Regions from separate parts of the Mus musculus genome. Here all the other regions are linked to region 2. A link is a contact called in ENCODE Hi-C or POLR2A ChIA-PET data. All regions are on one chromosome and are shown on one strand. Each heading gives the region's core, a stretch centred on a gene start or an enhancer-like site at or near the end of the contact. The rest is flanking DNA. Distances are from core to core; before and after follow the strand shown. Region 1 has its middle 39 kb from the start of Iffo2. Region 2 holds the start of Iffo2 (intermediate filament family orphan 2). Region 3 holds the start of Aldh4a1 (aldehyde dehydrogenase 4 family, member A1).

What was found. Hi-C counts contacts between places; a loop is a spot of excess contacts on that map. ChIA-PET counts read pairs that join two places held with the same protein, here RNA polymerase II (POLR2A).
Region 1: POLR2A ChIA-PET joins it to region 2 with 100 read pairs in Patski. The contact joins the enhancer-like site here to the promoter of Iffo2 in region 2. POLR2A ChIA-PET finds 5 or more read pairs at or near these places in 2 of 5 experiments (Patski and embryonic stem cell).
Region 3: a map of left cerebral cortex shows a loop between it and region 2 (4-fold over the local background). The contact joins the promoter of Aldh4a1 here to the promoter of Iffo2 in region 2. A Hi-C loop is called at or near these places in 19 of 37 maps with a recorded cell type or tissue (CH12.LX, Patski, T-helper 17 cell and 6 more). POLR2A ChIA-PET finds 5 or more read pairs at or near these places in 4 of 5 experiments (Patski and embryonic stem cell).

Annotation. Positions count from the first base shown.
Region 1 is chr4:139,533,715-139,537,268 of GRCm38, reverse strand. It overlaps a transcript of Iffo2 not described here. Among named protein-coding and RNA genes, the nearest start is that of Iffo2, 39 kb to the left of the region's middle. Within about 2 kb of position 1,813, at least 1 of the 3 ENCODE cell types and tissues checked has a DNase peak (open chromatin) inside an H3K27ac peak, as active enhancers do.
Region 2 is chr4:139,572,989-139,576,489 of GRCm38, reverse strand. Iffo2 (intermediate filament family orphan 2) reads right to left here and starts at 1,770. Exons shown (of 9, transcript NM_001205173.1): 1 at 893-1,770. The coding sequence starts at 1,542.
Region 3 is chr4:139,620,870-139,624,204 of GRCm38, reverse strand. It overlaps Aldh4a1 (aldehyde dehydrogenase 4 family, member A1), which reads right to left and starts at 1,311. Exons shown (of 15, transcript NM_175438.4): 1 at 1,008-1,311. The coding sequence starts at 1,066.

The DNA of each region.
Region 1 (3,554 bases), core at 564-3,063, 39 kb after region 2:
TCGGTGAACAGTGGCATAGCAAATAACAAGGAACATAAATATATATCACTTTGTATCTGTCGTGCTCTGCTGCAAGCACCTGACAACGAATGGCCCACCAGGCACGTACTTGCTGAGAACACACAGCAAAAAAAAAAAAAAAAAAAAAAAAGGGGGGGGGGCAGAGCCAAGATTTAAACCCAAGCAAAGCAGCTTCGGGGTTTACAGTCCCAGGCAGGCACCACGCCTGGCTGTGGAAGAATGAACATCGGAAGCAGAAACCAAGACACAAGTGAATGAACAGACAGGCAAGAATCTGATGAATGAATGCCCGGCCTGCCATCCTGATACCGAGACCAGTCTGCCGTCTTCACAGACACCTGGCAGCGGCTCTGACAAACACGCCCCAGTTACTTTCCATCTGGTGCCTCTTGGCAAGTTTTAGCTGGTGCAGAGAGAGTTGCCCTTCACCGGATTCTTTTACAGGCACCAACCAAACCCTCTCCTCTCCCACATTCCTCCATATATTCCCCTGAACACTGAGTACCAGGACTGTGGGGTCACTGAGTTTCAGAGCTGGAAGGAATAGATGTCCAGTCCACTTGTCTATGTTCCATACATGGGAAACCTGAGACTCAGAGGGGGCAAGCAACTCACCCAAGGCCACACAGCAAATTACTGCCAGGGTTAGGGTGGGCTCAGACTCCTGCCATCCATGTTCCTTTTCCTTCATAAGCACAGCAGCACAGCAGGGACCTTATCCAGGTCTGTGAAACAGAACATACATGACAGATCCACCATGTGATGTCACTCGGCTATTACTGTCACTTTAGGGAGGCTGGAAAGAACTCTTGAGGTGGTCTCAATCCCCCTCTCACATTTCCGAGACTCCCCCTTATAGACCTTCTCCCCCACAGGAGAGTCTCTGGCAGGCTGGGGCCACAGTGAACCCTGCATGCCTGCAGATGGCTGTAGGGCTATGGGGGCACACATTCCTGTCCCTTGAAAACCATCAGAGTCCCCTCTAAGCTCTGAACTGGGTGGGTCATGAGTCGGCTTCCAGATGCTGCTATGAGGAACACCAAGGAGGCAAGGCAGGTTGTTCAGGGCCCACTGTCAGAATTCACAGAAAGCCCGGGCTGTGGGTCGCCAGTCCACAGGGGTTGACATTCTCGAATTAGTGACTCACAGGTAGGGGCGCTGGAAAGAAGAGACAGGACGGACAGACACAGACGGCAGGCACAGACTGGAAGGTCCAGCCAGGGCCAGGCAGAGCCTCCCACTAAGCAGCCTTGTAACCCCCTTCACAACTTTTACAGGCGGCCAAGCAGTACAGAACAGGGAGGCACTCACTCACTCACTCACGTCTGTGTTTCCACAGAGGACATAGCCAGCTGCGGTTAGGCTCCCTCAGCCCTTCAAAGGCAAATGACACAGAGGGGGAGGGACAGGAGAAAAAGAGTGCTGGCTAGGGGCTGGTGGTGACTGAGGCTTGGGGTGGGGGGCTGGGGACCTGGGTGACAGTCATGGGCACTAGGATCTTGCAGGGGCCAGGTGTCCCCTGTAGCAGCCGGCAGCCAGGTCCACTGGTGTTTGACTGGGCGCTGTTAACACAGCCCTGGTACTGTATTGGGCCTAGTGACACTGGGGAGGCAGGCTCTGTTGCAGGACAGAGCATATTCCAGGCGGGGCAGGGAGGGGTGGACATGCAACAGGCTAAGCCCAGCATCCGGCCATGGCTCGCCCCACTTATCCTGTCCCAGGACTGAGCATGACACAAGGCTTGCCAGAGGGGGGGACAGTGAAGTCCTTATTCCTTATAAAGTGAGAACTGCGTGCTGAACCCGTCCCAGCTTGGTGGCTCGGCTCATTCATAGCAAAGGCATCTCTTTCAGCCCTTTTCAGCAAAGCCTTTCTCCACAGTAGAGGTGACATCATCTTTTGGTAAACACCGCCTTGAGGTCAATTTCCTTTGAACTTTCTGCTTCTGTTTAATCTGCCGAGCTTTGGGGAGCCGGGGTGGTGGTGGTGGCTGGCAACCCAGAGAAGGGCAAAGGTCCCCGGCTGAATCACAAGCCCAGCCAAGTTCAACTCCTGTCTGACGCTGCCACTCTCTGGCTGCTGAGGCTTGACCCATGCAGGCTGTGTCTTGAGAGTTTGTCTTGTGAAGTCACCGTTGTGGAAAGGAACCTGGAGAATGCAAAACCCTGCACCCTCCAATCCCAAGGACTTAGCAAAAGGCTCCTATGTGTCAGGTACCACACTGGTATAATGCGCATGCTCAGATTTACACATCTGCCATGTATGCACACATACACGGTGGCGCATGAACATATGTGCACATAAAACACACATACACACGCAGAGAGAGAGAGAGAGAGAGAGAGAGAGAGAGAGAGAGAGAGAGAGAGAGAGAGAGAGAGAGAGAGAGAGAGAGAATGCTGCAATCTGGTGGACAGGGCACTTTTGCACTCTCAAGTCAAATGTGTCCATAAACTAAGAATAAAGCCATTGGGATTGGTGCTAAGCTGAGGTCTGAGCTCAGCAGTAGAGGCCTGGGCTGGGTCTCAGAGCTCAGCACTTGCCTAGCATGTGTAAGTGCGAGAGTTCGGGTCCCAGCACTGAAAAGGCAAGTCTGCAATGGAGATTTCCGCTAGTGGGAAGCAGGCAGAGCAGATAGGATGTTCCAACGGAGGAAGAGCTGATGGGACAGGAAGTGGGAAGGTGGCCGATGAGAGCTATGCCCCAGAGCCCCAGGCTTCTCCCTGGTCAGTGAGAAAAATCCCTCTGCTCAACACAGTCACGGCAGAGCTGTAGGCAGCAGGACACAGAGCCAGGAGCTGACCAGTATGAACGGGTGGCTTCGAGGGCAAACATCATGAAATGGTACCACTTTAACTAATTTGGAGCTGTGACACTGTCATCCCTGGTTATGGTGTGGACAAAAGGCCACAAACACATCTGAAGTCAGTCTATCTGACAGTTGTTTGCTGAGATCTGATGAGCTCTAGCACTGGTTAGTTTCTGTGACTTAAAATACTTCAGTACAAGCCAGGCATGGTGGCGCACACCTTTAATCCCAGCACTTGGGAGGCAGAGGCAGGCGGATTTCTGGGTTCGAGGCCAGCCTGGTCTATAGAGTGAGTTCTGGGACAGCCAGGGCTATACAGAGAAACCCTGTCTCAGAAAAAAAAACCCAAACAAACAAACAAACAAACAAAAAAACTTCAGTACAAGTCATTGGCCAGCCTTCCCACAGCAGGCCAACTTTCGTCTGGCTCACTCCCGCAAGGCATGGCACCCATGAAGTTGCCGGAGAATAAGGAATCCACAGCTGTGACAATCCACATCCTTTAACTTCTGGGGCAGAAGAAAATGCAGGTCCTCAAACCAGGTACCTTTTCTCTCACAAAAAAAATATGTCTAGTGGGCAGGCCTTGGCCAACAGTGACCTGTCACCTGACCTTGTATCAAGCATCAAGAATGGTGGCCAATTGCTCCTAGAAATATGAATATCAGGACTGACAGCTCTGGGAATATATAAAGCAAAGAGAAGAGGAGGAGAGTGGGAAGGA
Region 2 (3,501 bases), core at 521-3,020:
CACAGACCCTTCCCCTCCTCGAGTCAGAAAGCTGAGTAGACACTACTGTCAAGCAGGCTGCGGGCAGAAAGCATGTCAGTATTGCAGCCAGGAAATCTGAACTGCAAGGAATACACTGGCCATCTTGCAGGCAGTCGGCTCCTGACCTCCAGCGGGACCCCATGATCTGGGTCCACTCATTATTCTAACCCGTGAGTATCTCTTCCCTGGGGGGGGGGGTGATTCCTTAGGCTGAATTCATGGGACCTAGCCAATAAACCATGAGATTTGGGAGAGTATGAAGAAGATGATGAATTTCTGAAAGGCCAGTGTCTGGTTTTGATTCTGCAAGCCAGAGATCTTGGCCTTAAAGACCTGGAACAAGATAGGCGACCCCGGGGCCCTAGGGACAGAGCCATCCATCTTCACACGTGAGCTCATTAAATTCAAGGACAAAAAAAAAATGACAATGAGCTAGTTGAGACTGTTTTCTTTACACCTGCTATGGGAAAGGGAATCTACCACCAACATCTCGGGGAATACCTAGGCTAGGAGACACACCAGCCATGACTTCCATCAAAGGATCAAGTCTTGACTTTCACCGCGGATTAGCCAAGCTGCCTTGAGCAAGACACTTGGTACCTCTTCACCTCAGTTTCCTCATCTGCAGTATGGGGACAAGGCTGCCTCACACCGCACTGTCATGTGGACAGAATGAGATCACCACAAATCCGCTGGTTATTACGTCCCTGGGAAACAATGTGCCTGGCCCCAGGGGTCGGCGCCCAGGTATCCCGCGCTCCCTGCGCTCGTTCGCGGATTTAGATGACCTAGTCCTCCCGCAGTTCGCAGCCCATATGCCAGGCCCTGCTGCCGGTTCTGAGAGCGGCGGAGGAGGGGCGCGTCCACTCACCTCCGTTTGTACTCGTCACGCTCGCGCTTCACCTTGGCCAGCACGTTGTAGAGAGCGCGGATCTCTGGCGTGATGGTGTCGATCTGCACGCCTACGCCGTCCGGGTGTACCCACGACACGCCGGGGCCCTGCACAGTCTCCACGCCACCGCCTCCCGTGCGCCGCACCTGCGTGTAGCTCCAGATGGTCCCGGGCAGGCGACCGTAGTGCTGCGGGTGCGAGCCGCCGCCGGGGGGCAGGCCGCCCAGGGCCACCGCGTTGGCGTTGACGCCGGTGGCCGCGCCGAGGGCCTGCCCGCTTCCCGCAGCCGACGGCCGCAGCAGCTCGGGCCCGGTCTGCACGGCCTGCTCGCGGGAGAAGGTCTTGTAGCGCAGCCGCCGATCGCGCTCGCTCTGCTGCTGCTCCAGCTGTTTCTCCAGGAGCCGGTTGCGCCGCTCCAGCTCGTGCACCTTGGCCAAGAAGCAGCGGAAACGCACGTTGAGCCCCTTGAGGAGGTGGATGTTGGAACCCAGATCGTCCCGCAGCGCCGCCGTTACGGGCGAGGGCCCCGGCCCGGCCCCGCCACCCCCGCCGCCGCCTGCGCAGCCGCCGCCCCCCGGCGGGCAGCCGAAGGCCAAGGCCATCTCTCCGAACAGCAGCGAGTTAACCATGCGCCGGCTGCGTGGCTCAGGGCCCCGGGCCCGTGGCTCCAGATGCGGCTCCAGCTCGGGGCCGGGCTCCCGGCGCGGCCGGGCCAGGGCGGGCGCGGGCTCCAGAGCGGCCGGGGTGGTGTTAGGTGCCAGATGCGGCTCCGCTGCGTCGGGAGAGATGGTGGGACGAGCTGGAGGTCGCGGTGGCTGCGTGGGGCTGGTGAGGGGTCCGGTGCCTGCGCCGCGACTGTCAGAGCTGCTGTGGACCGGCCGCAGCAGCGGCTCGCAGAGGACTCTCAGCCGGCGCTGCCCCCTCTGCGGCGAGCCCCGCCCTCTGCAGGCACAGACCACGCCTCCAGGGCCCGCCCTCTGCAGACACAGACCACACCCCCTGCCTAGCTGCTCTCTGCCCTTCCCGGCCCGCCCTCTATAGGCGAAGGCCTTCCTCCCTAGCCTGGACCGCCCTCTGCGGACATAGGCCACGCCCCTCAACCCATTGCAGCGATTTCACCCGCTGAGACTCGGCTCCTAGGTCTCCAGCCCCGGCCACGCCTATCGGCCCTTGGGCTCCGCCCACCCACAAGCTGCGCCACTCGTCTGCGAGGAGCCTTTCGACTACAGCTCAAGCTCCGCCCAGCAACGGCCCAGAAAACCCTCGCCTGCGTGCGGCGCTGCAGGCCTAGCGGGGTTCAGATAATCTAACGCAGTCTGAATGCGAAACTGTACCCGGGAACGCGGCAGAGCCGGGCACCGCAGCCTCTTGAAAAGGTGGACAGCCTGTGGAGACCTCCACTACCAAGTGTGCCAGGCGGGCTTGACTACCTGCTTGCCCTTCCTCCGTGTCCCAAATTTCCCTGCCCCAGATTCTCAGGCATGCGGGTGACTGTGGCCTGCAAAGGTCTGGCAACCATAGTGTGCGAAGATGCATGAAAACCAGCTCCCCTACTCCAGCCTCCGGAGGCCTTGGTCGCCTTCCTGTCCCCTACCAGGCAGGATCAGGGCTTCTCGCAGCCTTTGAGCCTGCTAGTCCACGGCAAACCCAGAAGCGGGGATGTGAGACAAGCTGGGGAAGAGAAAGCAATGAGCCTCCCAACATGCTTGTCCTCACAACCCTGACTAACCATCTCCTGTCACCTATCACCACATTGTCACAGTCGGCGCTGTAGCTGAGCCCTGAGAGCAGAGGGTCTGTCTATCCATCAATTCTCCCGAATGCCTTGCTGCAATATGGAGTACCACCTATTTGGAGGACACTTATTTGGACCCATCCATCTTCCGTCCTTTCAGCCATCTATCCTTCACACCTACCACCCTAAAAACCAGTATTCCCTGCGATCTCCAAGTGTCTCCTGTACCCACTGCAAGCATTAGCTCACAGCAGGCACCTATTTAAGTATTATCCTCATTTTACAGAGAAGGTCGCTGAGACCTGAGCTTTACCACCACCTCAAAACACACTCTACCCAGCCTTCCGAGCTGCTGGCCTTTGGTCCTCACCACAAACTTCCTAAGGGAAGGACCCCACCTTGAATGCCTGTGGCTTACACCGTCAGCTCTTAACCAGATATGTGGTATGTTTTAGATTCTTCCGGCCACATCTTTTTTTCCCCTCTCACCGCCATTGTCTTGTTACTAGCTTATGTGTCCGTCTTGTCTGCTTGTGCGTAAGCTTGCAGGCAGGTACCCTGTCTCACAGGACAAAGCCTTGGTGCTCTTTGTGACAGACGAGAAAGAGTGTGGTGCTCTGGGGTGGTGCTGTGTTGTGAGGTTACTGCTGTGTTTCAGGTTTGGTCTTGTTGCCTTCCCTCGCTCCCTGCCAAATGGACTTAGCTCTGCGCTCCGGCATTCCCTTCTGGTGATCTTTCTCCCCGGAACCCAAGCCTACCTGGTCACTCTCTTAACTTTTAGATCACGGAGTCTTTGATGCTGTCATTATCCACCCTAAAGAACCAAGAACCCTTTGCCTTAAAGTTGTGGCTC
Region 3 (3,335 bases), core at 62-2,561, 48 kb before region 2:
ACTGTACAAGGAAGGCAGGCAGAAATGGGGAATAATACCCAAGTTCAAACAGGCCGTGAGCCATACTGGGGCAGGATATTGGAACACATCACTAAGGCAGCCAGGATTCTGGCTGAAAGCAAGCAGCTCTCTGCCCTAGGGCTTACCTGTCTCTTCATTACGTTTGTTTGTTTGTTTGTTTGTTTGTTTGTTTTTGAGACAGGGTTTCTCGTGTATCCCTGACCCTCCTCGAACCTGCTCTTGCAGAACAAGCTGGCCTTGCACTCAGTGACCTGCCTGCCTCTGCCTCCCGGTGATTTATTAAGGAACTTGTCTGAATGGATTTAGGCAAACCTCAAAATGAGCCCCATGCCACGCAGAGCCGCATCACACGTTATAAAAGTCATTATGGCACCCACCGTAAAACAAAAGCCCAATATTGAACAAAAAGGGAGTGGGGTGGAGAGGTCCCTGGGAGTGTCGGAAGGCTCCAGAATGGGAACACAGGGCCGGCCAAGGTCTGGGAGAATCAGCAAATTTGAAATATACAGCGTTAGGAGAAAGAGGGGTGTAGGAAGGGGGCGTGGGCACAAATCCGGACGCCACACCCTCCCTGGGGTTCCTTGGATAGGAAAACTGGCCATCTAGGACATTGGTTTGCAACCTGTAGGTCGCCACCCCGAGCGATCCTTTCACAGGGGTCGCATATCAGCTATTCTGCATATTAGATATTTACATGACGATTTATAACAGTAGCAAAATACGGTTATGAAGTGGCATAATTTTTCGGTTGGGGAGTCACCACACCAAGAGGAAAGGGTCACAGCATTTGTTAAGAACCACTGCTCTAGAGAGACCTGGTAAGGCGCCACAGGTTCTCCATGGGAGAGTGGCTCTGCAGGTCGCGACCCGGCGCGCACTTAGGGGAGCCATAGGGACCCTGGAGATAATGGCTGCAACCTGGAGGACCCACAGAGTGGGATCTGTCCACGGCTCTCAGGACTCAGGCAGCAGAGGGGTTCACTCACCCAGCGCCCCTCCAGGCATGGGACAGCAGGGATCGGCGGAGCGACGGCAGCGGCAGCATCGCGGAGACTCTTAACAGTCTTGCGCAGCTGTGGGAAGCTCAGAGTCAGCCCCACCGGGCTGGACTAGACAAGCCCGGAGCGCACTACCTCTGCGGGAGGCGCAGCATCGCCCGGTCCACCTCCTTCGGGGCCCCTCCTCGGGTACCCTTCCCCCTCTGTCAATAAACATCAGCTGTATTTAACATCAAAATTGCTACTGTGGACTGCGGGTCAAGAGAATGCAGCAGAAAAGCCCTGAAATGATACTCTCTTCTCCTCGTCTCCTCTCCTTATGGTATGACCCAAGGAGAGAGGGCGTGAGCCTCACTGACCAATCAGAGTCTCGCATGAAAGCCTCCAGGCCAATCAGCAGGACAGGCAAGCTGCAGCCTTCTTAGGCAGGGCTGGAGAGTTGCAGGAGCCAATGACAGATCCTGCACAGAGCGCGTGCTCAGTAGTAGAAGTGGCCGGGGGGGGGGGGGGGGGGGGACCCGGTCGACGCGACAGGTGCTACTTGGGTCCCCAACACTTGGTGGCTGGAAGGCTGGACATCTGCAGGCTACAACTCTGCCCGGGCCCGCCGAGCCACACCAAGGCCAGCTCCCTGCCACCTCCCCGGGGGCTGCCACCGTGCATGGAGCCTGATCTGCCCTCCATCTCCCAGCCTGGCTCAGGGCCAAGCCTGGGCTTGCTTCCTTCCAGATTGGAATCAGAATGAGATAAAACCCTAGCGGGCCTGAACTTAACGTTCTTCGTTTTAATTTTCTTTATTTCTTCCTTTTCTTAAAAGCCTCTAGCCACAAAAACCAGTTGTTCCTGCCTCTGTCCCTCTGTCCCTCTGCCCCGTGGTTAAAATTTTCAGTTTTCTTCATGAGACGTTGTTTGATGAATACTCGAACGTATTAAAACAGCTTCCGAAACCTGCTCTTAGAATGATGCCTTAGGGAACCACTGTATTCCTAAGATACTGGTATGGGTTTTCTTACTTTATTCTCTTTGGGTTTTGTTTTTGTTTAATTTTTTTAATTTTTTTTTTTTGGCTTGGTTTTACTTTTTCAGACAGGGTTTCTCTGTGTAGCCTTGGCTATCCTGGAACTGGCTCTATAGACCAGGCCCTGAATTTACAGAGATCCACCCGCAGGTCTGCCTCCAGAGTGCTGGGATTAAAGGCCTGCACCACCACAGTCCTGCTTCAACGTGTTTCTCTGTCTTTGACAATGTAACCAGGGCATTTACTTTGGGGTCCCTCTGGTTCTAATTTGATACCACACTGGGCAGATTCGCCTCAAAACACCATGACCAAAAAGCAAGTGGGGAGTTAAAGGTTTACGTGTGCAAATTTTCAGCTCATCACTGAGGCAGGAACCTGGAGGCAGGAGCTGATGCAGAAGCCGTGGAGGGACGCTGCTTACTGGCTTGCTCAGCCTTACAGGTGGACCGCCAGTCCAGGGGTTGGACTACCTAGAATAGGCTGGGCCCTCCCACATCAATCACAAATTAAGAATTTTTTTTGCCCAAGTAGCTGTGCAGTGGTAGTGCATACCTTTACATCTAGCACTTAGGAGGTAGATGCAGACAGATCTCTGAGTTTGAGGCTAGCCTGGTCTACAGAGTGAGTTCCAGTCTATACAGAGAAACCTTGTCTCAAATAACTAAAATGATAATAATACTAATACTAACAATAATGTAATAATTAATTAACTAATTAATAAAACAGAAAAAGAAAGAAAAGGAAATGCCCTACAGGCTTGCCCACAGGCTGATCTTTTGGAGACATTTTCTTTTTTTTTCCTTTTTCTTTTTTTTAGAAAAGATTTACTTATTTATTATATGTAAGTATAATACTTGTTTCTCTTCAGATACACCAGAAGAGGGCATCAGAAACCATTATAGATGGTTGTGAGCCACCATGTGGTTGCTGAGATTTGAACTCAGGACCTCTGGAAGAGCAGACCGTGCTCTTAACTGCTGAGCCATCTCTCCAGCCTTGGAGGCATATTCTTAAAATTTTTTGTCCCCTTCTTTCAGATGCCACCAGCTTCTGTCAAGCTGACATAAAAACTATCCCATGCAGGCTCTGTGGACCTCGGTTTCCTCTTCTGTTAAATAGGATGATGTTATGCACCTTGAACACCCGTCACCCTGGTCTTCCCCCTTTCCTGCCAACTACTCCATTTAAGGCACTCTAGGAGATGGGACTAGGAAAGAGCTACATCATGTGACCAAGCAGCAGTTTCTCTCCATCCTTGGAAATGGCAGCTCACAGTGGAGGGAGGCCACCTTTGAATG